Regions from separate parts of the Homo sapiens genome. Here region 1 is linked to region 2. Evidence: chromatin contacts called from ENCODE Hi-C or POLR2A ChIA-PET data. All regions are on one chromosome and are shown on one strand. Each heading gives the region's core, a stretch centred on a gene start or an enhancer-like site at or near the end of the contact. The rest is flanking DNA. Distances are from core to core; before and after follow the strand shown. Region 1 holds the start of POR (cytochrome p450 oxidoreductase). Region 2 overlaps GTF2IRD1 (GTF2I repeat domain containing 1).

Region 1 (5,935 bases), core at 314-2,813, 1.3 Mb before region 2:
CTAGACCTGAAGAATTTTGGAAAATTAAGATCACTCCTAAGTTTCCACACCACCACGCAACTGGCAGCTAGCATCCCATTCTCTGAAATGCGGATGTTGTACAAATACTTTTTATAATAAGCTATCTGCTCAGCGAAAGTTTCCAACATTAGATGGCATGAAGGTCATAAGTAGCTCAAAAACCACTCTCTTAAAAGGAAAATAAGAACTCCTAAAACAGCCCTCCTCCCAAAAAAAAGGAAGTGGACCTTTCTGGGTTCCCTGGTTTACTAACTGGGCCTTTGGAGCTGTTCTCCTGACCAAGCCAACCCCATAACCACTCAAAAGGGATTTCCGTAGGTAGAACTTGCAAATGGTTAATGAATCAATGCCTTCTCCATAAAGCAAGACCCAAGGAATTACAGCAGTGAACAACGGTGGGGATACTGGATCCCCCAGAGGGTTCCATAAACGTTCTGCTTACAAGGAGGATTAAAGTTCTCGATGCCACTCTCTGGGACCCTGTCTTGATCCTCAGAATCTCAACCCTGTGGGGAGAGCAGGGTGGCTGTCTTACTACCAGACCCACTGATCAGAAAACGGAGGCTCCAGGAGGTATCTTGCTTGCCAAGAATCAAACCAGGGCCACCCAGTCCAGTCCTGTCTCCTTTTGTGCTGGCATCATTCTCCAGCTTGGCCAAGCTCAGAGGCAAGGCAAGGCAAGGCTGCAGCTTTAAGGGTTTAAGAGAGGAGACAGCCACTTTCATTGAAACAGCCCCAAACTCCTTATTAGTGGTCACCAGTTTACACAAGGGTAACTCGTTTTGAAAAACAATACGCAGAAAGTCGAAGTCAATCAAGCTCACTGAAACCTCTACTCTCCTCCCCCTGGCGCCCAAGAGACCTTGAACTCTTACCCAATTGCTCCCCCGATCTAAGGGTGTCCCGGCTCCCCCAGGAGATCCGGGTACCTGTGTTGTGGGGGCCGCCGAGACACCTGACTGCGAGGGGCACTGCCCTCAGGGATGCAGGCCGGGCTGGGGGGCTCCCGTGATCCATCGACTCAGCCCACCTGATGCTGCAGGGTTAGATTCGGGTCCCATGAGCATGCATCGAGCGCCTCTCACGTTAGGTACCCCCAGAATTCGCTGCCTCCCGAGGCCCATTCATCGTACAGATGGGGAAACTGAGGCTCGGAGAGTTAAAGTGGCTTAGCCCGTGGGGGGCGGCGGCGCGGGGACTGGACCCCGAGCCCTGAGATACCGAGCCCTAACCCTCAGCCGAGGGCCTGCCGGGCTCTCTCGGCCCAAGCTGTGGAAAAGTCGACCCTCAGGCCGCCGCGGGAGATCAGCTCTAGGGGAAGGGCGACGCGGAGGAGGGCCGGGGTGGGAGCCATGCCTTCCGCCCGAGCGTCGGGCCAGACGCGCAGTGCCCAGGCCCGAGGGCCCACCCCGACGCAGAGAGCCAGGCGGCCGCGGTGAACTGAGGCGCCCGGCAAACCCCGAGTCTTGGGGCCCGACCTCACCCACCCCGCCGTCGCCGCGAAAGATAGCACTCACCGCTGGCAGCCCGGCTGCTCTCTGCGGGCACCTGGGCAGGGCTCAGGCCCACACCACTGAGGCGCTACCACCGCCTTCGCCGGCCGCGGGGGTGGGGGCGTGGCCATTGGGCCGCCGCCCCGCCCACTCGAGCCGCGCGTGCATTCCCGGAGCCCCGCGCTTCCCCCTGCAAATTTGCGCTCTTGGTACGGCCCGGCCCGGCCACGCCCCCTCGCGGCTCGGCTGGGTCGCCCGGCAGAGAAATGAAAGTGCGTGGTTCCGGGGGTGGCGGAGTCGCCTGGAGACGGCGGCTGCGGCTTCTACAGCTCGGACCCTGCAGGTCACCGGGCCGGCTGCCCACCTTCCCGGGGATCACTGCAGAACTGTGGCTGTGCGCCCGCCGGTCTAGCCTCCTCCTTCGGGCCGCCGCTTGCTTGTGATCGCCACATTGTCTCCTCCACGGCCCTGTTTCCTCACCTGAAATTGGCGAGGCTTCAGGCCCAAGTCGTCTCCCTGGGTTCCCTCCATCCAGCCTGACGGCGGAGGGCGCGCGTTTGTTTTTAGAGACAGGGTCTCGTTCTGTCGCCCAGGCTGGATTGCAGTGGTGCAGTCACAGCTCACTGCAGCCTTCAACTCCTGTGCTCAGGCGATTCTCCCACTTCAGCCTCCCAGTAGCTGGGACTACAGGCGCGCCACCACACCTAGCTAATTTTATTTTATTTTATTTGCAGAGATGCGGTCTCGCTATGATGCCCAGGTTGGTCTCGAACTGGTCTCAAGTGATCCTCCCTCCTCGGCCTCTCAAAGCGCTGCGATTACAGGCGTGAGGTCCCACACGCTGCCTAGAGCTCGCTTTTGAAGGCCGGCCTGTTGGGGGTGGGAAGTGACCAAGCAGGAGGCAAGCCCTGGATGGAAGAGGAGTGGGGGGATACAGAGAGCTTCTGGGGTTTGAAAAGTCTGGCAGCCTTGGTTGGGGAGTGAAGCCCACCTCTGCCTCCTGCTATGGTTTCTACTTTACAGGGTCATGAAGATTAAGTGGTATAACCTTTGTTCCTAAAGGATTTAGAGCACGGCATTACTAAGTGTTCTCATCGCCATTGTTATTATTACTACTACTACTATTATTACTAGCTGTGCTGTGAATTCCTTTTGCAACACTGTGCAACTCACTTCTCTCAGAGCCCCTTCTCCATCTTTTAAAAATAGCCCAGGCACGGTGGCTCACGCCTGTAATCCCAGAACTTTGGTAGGCTGAGGTGGGCGGATCACCTGAGGTCAGGAGTTCGAGACCAGCCTGACCAACATGGCAAAACCCCGTCTCTACTAAAAATACAAAAATTAGCTGGGCATGGTGGCGGGTGCCTGTAATCCCACCTACTGGGGAGACTGAGGCAGGAGACCCACTTGAACCCCGGAGGCAGAGGTTGCAGTGAGCCCAGTTCACACCACTGCACTCCAGTGTGGCCGACAGAGTGACACTCCGTCTCACAAAAAAAAAAAAGTTAATTTATAAAATAATACATAAATATAACATTTATATATTATATAAATGTTATATTTGTTATATTTATATATTATATAAATAATATATATTATATAATAACATATATGTTACTTATTTTTTGAAACAGGGTCTCCCTTTGTCGCTGAGGCTGGGATGCAGCCTCGACCTCCTGGGCTCAGGTGATCCTCCTGCCTCAGCCTCCCTAGTAGCTGGAATTACAGGCATGCGCCACCACAACTGGCTAATTTTTGTATTTTTATTTTTCATTTTAAAGAAAGTTGATTGAAATTTTTTTGTAGAGATGGTGTTTTGCCATGTTTCCCAGGCTGGTCTCAAACTCCAGACCTCAAGCAGTCCTCCCACCTTGGCCTCCCAAAGTGCTGAGATTACAGGTGTGAGCACTGCACCTAGCCTAATTTTTAAATTTTTTGTAGAGACAGAGTCTCGCTATGTTGCCCAACCTGGTCTTGAACTCCTGGCCTCAAGGGATCCCTTGCCTCGGCCTCCCAAAGTGCAGGAATTACAGATGTGAGCCACCATTCCCATCCACTCTTCATCTTTAAAATATTGTGAAAATAGCAAAATCCTATATAAAGAGATTATTACCATGGCCCAGGTGCCAGGTTTCCTATGTCCAGGAACCAGTCCCTCCAACAGGTTGGATGAATGCAGTAGCCCTCAGGGTGGGGCACAATACCTGTCCAAAGAAGGGACTGAACTCCACACTCACCCAGAGAGAGAGCTGTGGAGAAATTCACCCAGATATCTGATACTCTGTGCCATCTTTTCAACACCCTGTTGGACATCTCCCCAGGATGTCCCAGTGAGGCTTCAAATTTGGACTTTGACTCCATGCCCCCTGCTTTTTTTGAAACCAGAACTCCTAAAACACTGAGTCTTCTCTGTCTGCTAATAATATAGCATCACTAAGGAAACATCAGGAAACAGGCATTTTACCTCTTTGGCCTTTTCCCATTGAACCAATAACTGGGTCCTATGGATTCTATCTCCAGAACCTCCTCTTGTCATCTTTTCTGCTGTCCCTGTTCCAGTTGGGGCCACGTGGGTTCACCGTTCACCTGGATGATCTCAGCAGCTTCCTGACTTTTTTGGGGGGGATGGAGTCTCACTGTGTCACCCAGGCTGCAGTGCAGGGGCACCATCTCAGCTCACTGCAACCTCTGCCTCCTGAGTTCAAGCGATTCTCCTGCCTCAGCTGCCTGAGTAGCTGGGATTACAGACTTGTGCCACCACACCCGGCTAATTTTTGTATTTCTAGTAGAGATGGGGTTTCACCATATTGGCCAGGCTGCTCTCGAACTCCTGACCTCAGGTGATCCATCTGCCTTGGCCTCCCAAAGTGCTGGGATTACAGGTGTGAGCCACCGCACCTAGCCGGCTTCCTGACTGTTTATGTCACTTCTCGTTTCTGCTACACCCACTGGCAAGGAAGCCTCTTTTTTTTTTTTTTTTTTTTTTTTTTTTTTTTGAGACAGGGTCTCACTCTGACACCCAGGCTGAAGTGTAGTGGTGAGATCTAGGCTCACTGCAACCTCCACCTCCTGGGTTCAAGCGATTCTCCTGCCTCAGCCTCCTGAGTAGCTGGGATCACAGGTGTGCACCACCACACCTGGCTAATTTTTGTATTTTTAGTAGAGACGGGGTTTTGCCATGTTGGCCAAGCTGGTCTCGAACTCCTGACCTCAGGTGATCCATCCTCCTCAGACTCCCAAAGTGCTGGGATTACAGGCGTGAGCCACCACACCGAGCTGAAAGCTTCTCTTCTTCAGTTACTGTCCTCCTCATTGTCCTACCTTCCTCTCCTTCCCTCCCCACCCCCACCCCGAAAAAACACTCTCGCTGGCCAGCTGGGGGGAAAAAAAGTAGGTTGCATCCACATCTCACATATTACACTAATATAAATTCCAGATAGATAAAATATTTAAATGATTTTTTAAGGGAGAAGGAAAAAAAAAGCCCCCAAAAGTCCATGGGAGAATTGGTGTTAATAATCCCCAAGAGGCATTTCTAAATTATGAAATTATGACATAAACTCCAGAAGCCATAAATGAAAACATTGAGAAATAATCTGGGCTGGGTACAGTGGCTCACGCCTGTCATCCCAGCACTTTGGGAGGCTGAGGTGGGAGGATCGCTAGAGCCCAGGAGTTCGAGATCAGCCTGGCCAACATGACGAAACCCCGTCTCTACTAAAAATACAAAAATTAGCTGAGCATGGTGGCACATGCCTGTAGTCCCAGGGGTGGCTGAGACAGGAGAATGGCTTGAACCCGGGAGGCAGAGGTTGCAGTGAGCTGAGATTGCGCCACTGCACTCCAGCCTGGGTAACAGACTGAGACTCCGTCTCAAAAAAACAAAAACAAACAAACAAGGGGCCGGCAGGGCACGGTGGCTCACACCTGTAATCCCAACACTTTGAGAGGCCGAGGCAGGCAGATTACTTGAGGTCAGGAGTTTGAGACCAGCCTGGCCAACATGGTGAAACCTCGTCTCTTAAAAATACAAAACATTAGCTGGGCGTGGTGGGCGCCTGTAATCCCAGCTAGTCGGGAGGCTGAGGCAGGAGAATCGCTTGAACCTGGGAGGCGGAGTTTGCAGTGAGCCAAGGGTGCACCACTGCACTCCAGCCGGGGTGACAGAGTGAGACTCTTGTCTCAAACAAACAAACAAACAAGGAAGGAAGCTCATTGCTTAAACAGAAAAATCTCTGAGACAAATTGATAAATATGCAAGGTACAGAACAGTAGGTATAGAATGTTACCGTTTGTATGTTCTCAAACAATTGTGGTGGGAAATGAGGGAAGAACATAGATACTAGGTATACATATTTGCCTGTATGTGCATGAAATACCTCCTGAAACAAAAACAAAAACAAAAAAAAAAAAAAGGGAGG
Region 2 (6,144 bases), core at 3,130-5,629:
GGGTGGATCGCTTGAGGCCAGGAGTTCAAGACTAGTCTGGCCAACATGGCGAAATCCCGTCTCTACTAAAAATACAAAAAATTAGCTGGGATAGGTGGTGCACGCTTGTAGTCACAGCTACTCAGGAGGCTGAGGCAGGAGAATTGCTTGAACTCAGGAGGCAGAGCTTGCAGTGAGCCGAGATTGCGCCACTGCACTCCAGCCTGGGCGACAGAGCAAGACTCCATCTCAAAACAAACAAACAAATAAAAAAAATGCCCAACCCATCACGGGCACTTGGTAACTCAGAGAATCTGAGCTCTTCTGTGCCAGGCACTGCTCTTTGATCTTTGCATGGATTCATTCATTTAATCCTTAAAACAGGGGGCCGTGCTCAGTGGCTCACACCTGTAATCCCAGCACTTTGGAAGGCCAAAGTGGGCAGATCACTTGAGGTCAGGAGTTTGAGACCAGCCTGGGCAACATGGTGAAACCCTGTCTCTACTACAAATACAAAAATTAGCCGGGCATGTTGGCATATGCCTGTAATCCCAGCTACTCAGGAAGCTGAGGCAGGAGAATTGCTTGAACCTGGAAGGCGGAGGTTGCAGTGAGCTGAGATCGCGCCACTGCACTCCAGCCTGAAGACTCTGTCTCAAAAAAAAAAAAAAAAAAAAAAAAAAAAAAAAGACAAGGAAATAGATTTTCCCCTAGAGCCTCCAGAAGGATCAGCCCTGCTGACATCTTTTTTTTTTTTTTTTCTTGTAGCCCAGGCTGGAGTGCAATGGCACGATCTCAGCTCACTGCAAACTCCGCCTCCTGGGTTCAAGGGATTCTCTTGCCTCAGCCTCCCGAGTAGCTGGGATTACAAGTGCGCACCACCACACCTGGCTAATTTTTGTATTTTTAGTAGAGATGGGGTTTTACCACGTTGGCCAGGCTGGTCTCGAACTCCTGATCTCAAGTGATTCGCCCGCCTCAGCCTCCCGAAGTGCTAGGATTACAGTCGTGAGCCACTGCACCTGGCCCCTGACACCTTGACATTAGCCTTGGAAGACTCATTTCAGACTTCTGATCTCCAAAACTGTAAGGCAATAAATTTGTGTTGTTTGAAGCCACTACGTTTAGGTAATTTATTTATTTTTTTGAGACAGGGTCTCACTCTGTTTCCCACGCTGGAGTTCAGTGGCACAATCGTGGCTCACTGCAGCCTGACCTCCTGAGCTCAAGTCATCCTCCCACCTCAGCCTCCCTAGTAGCTGGGACCACAGGTGTGCACTACGTGCAGCTATTTTTTTTTTTTTAGAGATGGGGTCTTGCTATGTTGCCCAGGCTTGTCTCGAACTCCTGGGCTCAAGTGACCCTTCTGTCTCAGCCTTCCAGAGTGCTGGCGTGAGCCACTGGACCCGGCCTGTTTTAAGGCTTGAAATACCAGTTATAAATTCATGATTCCCCAAATCATATCTCAAGCCTGGACTGCTCCCCTGAGCCCCAACTTGCTTCCAACTTCGACTGGATGAGACCCCAGATTGAACACGCCTGATCCGCCACCTCCTGCCCCACCAGCTTCTCCTGCATCTTCCCTGTCTCCACCCACAGCACCTCCGTCCTTCCCCAAGTTCAGCCTGAACCTCTGAAGTCAAAGTCAGCTCCTCATTTTCTCACAGCTTATATCAGCACATTCTGTTGGCTTCAGCCAACTCACCTAAGAGTGGGTGACTCACCACCCCACTGCCGCCACAGGCGTCGCCTGGATTATTACAACCTCCTTATGTCTCTCCACCCTTGTCTGTCCTCAAGCCAGCAACCAGAGGGATTCTGTTAAAACAAGCTGGATCCTGTTACCCTCTGCTCAGAACTGCACCGACTCTAAGCTCACTCTGAGCAAAAGTCAAAATCCTTATCTGGCCATGTACCATCTTCCCTGTCCATCTCCATCTCATCTCTCACTTCCCCTGACCTTCCTCTGATACCTTGGCAGGTGACCTCAGGGGCTTTGCAGCTGCTGTTCTCTCTGCCTGCAATGCTGTTCCCTGCTGCCCCTTCAGGCCTTTAAAACTAAGGCCTCCTTCTGGTCATCACCTAAATAATGTTGCAATCTCCTAAAAATAAATACAATTGCTCCCATGGTTTACGCTTTGCAGATTTTCTGTTTATCCCCCCGCCCCACCATGTAGGCTCCGTGAGGCTGGGTTTTTTTTGTTTTTTTGTATTTTGAGACGGAGTTTCGCTCTTGTTGCCCAAGCTGGAGCGCAATGGCGCAATCTCGGCTCACTGCAACTTCCACCTCCCGGGTTCAAGCGATTCTCCTGCCTCAGCCTCCCAAGTAGCTGGGATTATAGGTGTGTGTCATGATGCTGGGCTAATTTTTTGTATTTTTAGTAGAAACGGAGTTTCACCATGTTAGCCAGGCTGGTCTCAAACTCCTGACCTTAGGTGATCCGCCCACCTCAGCCTCCCGAAGTGCTGGGATTACAGACGTGAACCACTGCACTCAGCCGGGTTTTTTTTTTTTTTTAATCAGTGTTGATTAAAAGTCCAGCATAGGCCGGGCACGGTGGCTCACATCTGTAATCCCAGTACTTTGGAAGTTAGAGGTGTGTGGATTACTTGAGCCCAGGAGTTCCAGACCAGCCTGGGAAACATGGCAAAACCCCGTCTCTACAAAAAAATACAAAAATTAGCCTGGCACGGTGGTGCACGCCTCCAGTCCCAGCTACTTGGGAGGCTGAGGCAGGAGGATCACTTGAGCTTAGGGAGGTCGAGGATGCAGTGAGCCGTGATCGTGCTACTGCACTCCAGCCTGAGTGACAGAGAGAGACCCTGCCTTAAAAAAAAAAAAAAAAAAAAATTCCAGTATCTAGGCCCGGTGTAGTGGCTCACGCCTGTAATCCCAGCACTTTGGGAAACCAAGGCGGTGAGATCCCTTGAAGCCAGGAGTTCTAGACCAGCCTGGGCAATGAAGCAAGATGCTGTCCTACAAAAATATTAAATAAGAATAATGAGGCCGGGCTCAGTGGCTCACACCAGTAATCCCGGCACTTTGGGAGGTCGAGGCAGGTGGATCACCTGAGGTCAGGAGTTCGAGACCAGCCTGGCCAACATGGTGAAATCCAGTCTCTACTAAAAATACAAAAAAAAAAAAAAAAAAAAAAATTAGCTTGGTGTGGTGGTGCATGCCTGTAATCCCAGATGCTCAGGAGGCTAAGGCAGGAGAATTGCTTGAACCCGGGAGGCGGAGGTTGCAGTGAGCTGAGATTGCACTGCTGCACTCCAGCCTGGGCAATAAGAGCGCAACTCTGTCTCAAAGACAAAACAAAACAGAAACAAACAAAAAGAATAATGAAATAATAATAAAAGACCAGTATCTGGCACAGTGCTGGCCCCAGTGAGACACCTGGGCCTGTGCACAAATGAGTGACTGCACCTGCGCCCCCAAGGCCTCTGTTGGGGCCACACGAAGTCTGCTGTGGGTGGTGCTGAGCCCTCTCCATGACACGAAGGTTCTTAGAGGGCTAGGCCTGCATGGCCCCCAACCTCCACCTCCCTCCTCTTTTGTCCCCACACCCCTCCCCACAAGGCTGGAAGGATCGGGTACACCCAGTAAACCACATGTGCTGAGCCATGGTTACCACCCTGCCCCTGCTCTACTTCTATGGCTCAGACACACGCATCAGCTTCTGTTCTGCACAAGGTGCCTGGCGACCCCTCGGTGCTGATCTCATTCCAGCCCAAATAAAGGTGCTGGTTGCTCTTGTCAGCTTGGGTGGTCTTCGCTGGGGAAAGGGTTTCTGGGAGGCTTTCTGGGATGTTGCAAAAGACTCTAAAGGCGCCCCCAACCCTGCTCCCTTTCGGGTCCGGAAAGCCCCTGTCTATTTTAAATTTTAATCGTTTTTTTTTTTTTTGAGAGAAGGTCTTGCTCTGTTGCCCAGGCTGGTGGGCAGTGGCACGATCACGGCTCACCACAGCCTCAACCTCCTGGGCTCAAGTGAGCCTCTTGCCTTAACCTCCTGAGTAGCTGGGACTACAGGCATGTGCCCTCATGCCTGGCTCATTTTTTGTCAAGATGGGATTTTGCCATGTTGCCCAGGCTGGTCTCGAACTCCAGGATTGCTCAAGCAATCCGCCTGCCTCAACTTCCCACAGTGCTGGGATGACAAGTGTAAGCAACCGCACCCAGCCTGGAAGCCCATCTAATAAAGGCTAAAAACCTTGGAGTTCCCTTCCCCGACGTGTGGAAGGTTGGGGGGCAGAATGGTGTTGCAATGACCCCAGCTAAGTCCCCACCAGCCAGAAAAGGGCAGGGTCTCCCCAACATGCCATCATTTCATGGCCCACTCTGCCACTTCAGAAGAAAGGAGGCGTCGGGCCAACTCTGGGCCCGGCAGTAGGGCGTCTCGTCTGCCCACAAAGGCCTCCAAGCCCCGCCCCGCAGATGCCAGCTCTCCCTGGGAAGGCAGAAGGGAGATCATTACTGAACCCTAATTAACAAAGACAAGCAGAGATAATTCAGTGGAGAAACATGTGGCTGGCGCTGGAATTGTGATATCTTTAGAAACTTGAGAAAGGGTGGCTTTATTTTGAGCTTTCAAGAGCTCAAGACAGAGTTGGAAGGGTAGAGAGGGGGTGGGGAAGGCTGAGAGAGGGAGGCAGGGGCCAGAGGGTGTGTGCCTGTGTGTGATTGGCGACAAGGAAATGACTCTCAAGTCTTGGGCAGCAGAAGGGAGGATCATGGAGGATGTCCTTGTTCTGTATCACGTCAAAGAAATGGAGACCCAAAGACAGTTAACTCATCCAAGATCAAAGACAGTAAGTTAACTTATCTAAAATCAGAGACAAGCAAGTTAACTTATCCAAGATCAGAGATAGTAAGTTGACTTATCTAGATCAGAGATGGTAAGTTAACTTATCCAAGATCACAGGTAGCAAGTTAACTTATCCAAGATCAGAGATAGCAAGTTAACTTATCCAAGATCAGAGATAGTAGGTTAACTTATCCAAGATCACACAGCTCAGAAGTGATGGTACTTCTTCCTGAGAAGGCAAAAAGGGACCTGTTCCTGTGCCTGCCGCTCTTCAGTCCCTCCCCATGTCCACCCCAGTACCCTCTGCAGAGGTCAGTCCTACACTAGCATCCAGGCCTGGCTCAGGTCATCCTCTCCAGGAAGCCCATCCCACCATAGCACCCACTGGGTGACAGGAGACCCCACAGAAGAGAGAGGCTTAGCAGGAGATCAAAGAGGACAATGACAAGTGGTGCTACTGTATTTGAGGCTTCTGGCTTTTCTCCACTTGTACCCCCTGAAAAGGGATCACAGCCCTGTGCCTGGCAGGCATTTCACCCACAGCTGAGCTTCTCAAAATGGGCCTCAAACAATTCTGGTGGGGGTGAGAGGTGAGTGTAAGTGGAATGATCTTCCTCGGTGGCATGTAATTTTTTTTTTTTGAGACAAGGTCTCACTCTGTTGCCCAGGCTGGAGTACAATGACAAAATCATAGCCCACTACAGCCTCCAACTCCCAGGGTCAAGGGATCCTCCCACCTCAGCCTCCTGAGTAGCTGGGACTATAGGCACACGCCACCATGCCTGGCTAATTTTTTATTTTTTGTCGAGACAGGATCTCTTTATGTTTCCCAGGCTGGTTTCGAACTCCTGGATGCAAGTGACCCTCCTGCCTTGGCCTCCCAAAGTGCTGGGATTACAGGCGTGAGCCACTGTGCCCAGCTAGCAGCATGTAATTTGACATAGTTCCTTAAACTGAGATGAAAGTGGAACGTTTACAGAGGAGACGATGTGGGGATGTCCTAGATAAAACTGGAGCCCACCAAGAGCTTGGCCCCGACCAGTGGGGCTGTACGGGTTCCTCCGCTATGGGGACGTCAGCAGAAGAGCTTACCAGGGCCAGGCCTGAAGGGCCCTGTCCATGCTGCAAAGCCAGGCCTCCCAGGCTGTCCCCGCTCCATCCTGGCCAGTCTCTCTGCCTCACCACCTCCCACTCATGACAGCCCATCCCTCCTTCTCACCTGGTCATGCACTCCAGGGTGGCCCCAGGGGAGGCAGACGTGGCGTGGGCAATTCTTCTCATTTTACAAGTAGGGAAACTGAGGCCCAGGTAGGCAAGCCTGACTTGCTGGAGTCACACAGGAAGTTGGCAGCTCTGCCAC

The links. A loop is a pair of places that touch in the nucleus more often than their neighbours do. ChIA-PET counts read pairs that join two places held with the same protein, here RNA polymerase II (POLR2A).
Region 1: a map of posterior vena cava shows a loop between it and region 2 (17-fold over the local background). The contact joins the promoter of POR here to the enhancer-like site in region 2. A Hi-C loop is called at or near these places in 1 of 168 maps with a recorded cell type or tissue (posterior vena cava). POLR2A ChIA-PET finds 5 or more read pairs at or near these places in 2 of 52 experiments (CD4-positive, alpha-beta T cell and Caco-2).

The regions. Positions count from the first base shown.
Region 1 is chr7:75,910,783-75,916,717 of GRCh38, reverse strand. It overlaps POR (cytochrome p450 oxidoreductase), which reads right to left and starts at 1,563. Exons shown (of 16, transcript NM_001395413.1): 1 at 1,539-1,563. MIR4651 (microRNA 4651) reads right to left here and starts at 1,521; the gene lies at 1,449-1,521. It overlaps LOC124901680 (a long non-coding RNA gene), which reads right to left and starts at 4,177. Exons shown (of 2, transcript XR_007060393.1): 1 at 3,979-4,177; 2 at 2,224-2,422. RefSeq lists a silencer at 1,356-1,845 and an enhancer at 2,106-2,155.
Region 2 is chr7:74,571,142-74,577,285 of GRCh38, reverse strand. The region is part of intron 22 of GTF2IRD1 (GTF2I repeat domain containing 1); the gene reads right to left. Among named protein-coding and RNA genes, the nearest start is that of MIR10525, 22 kb to the left of the region's middle. Within about 2 kb of position 4,379, at least 4 of the 41 ENCODE cell types and tissues checked have a DNase peak (open chromatin) inside an H3K27ac peak, as active enhancers do.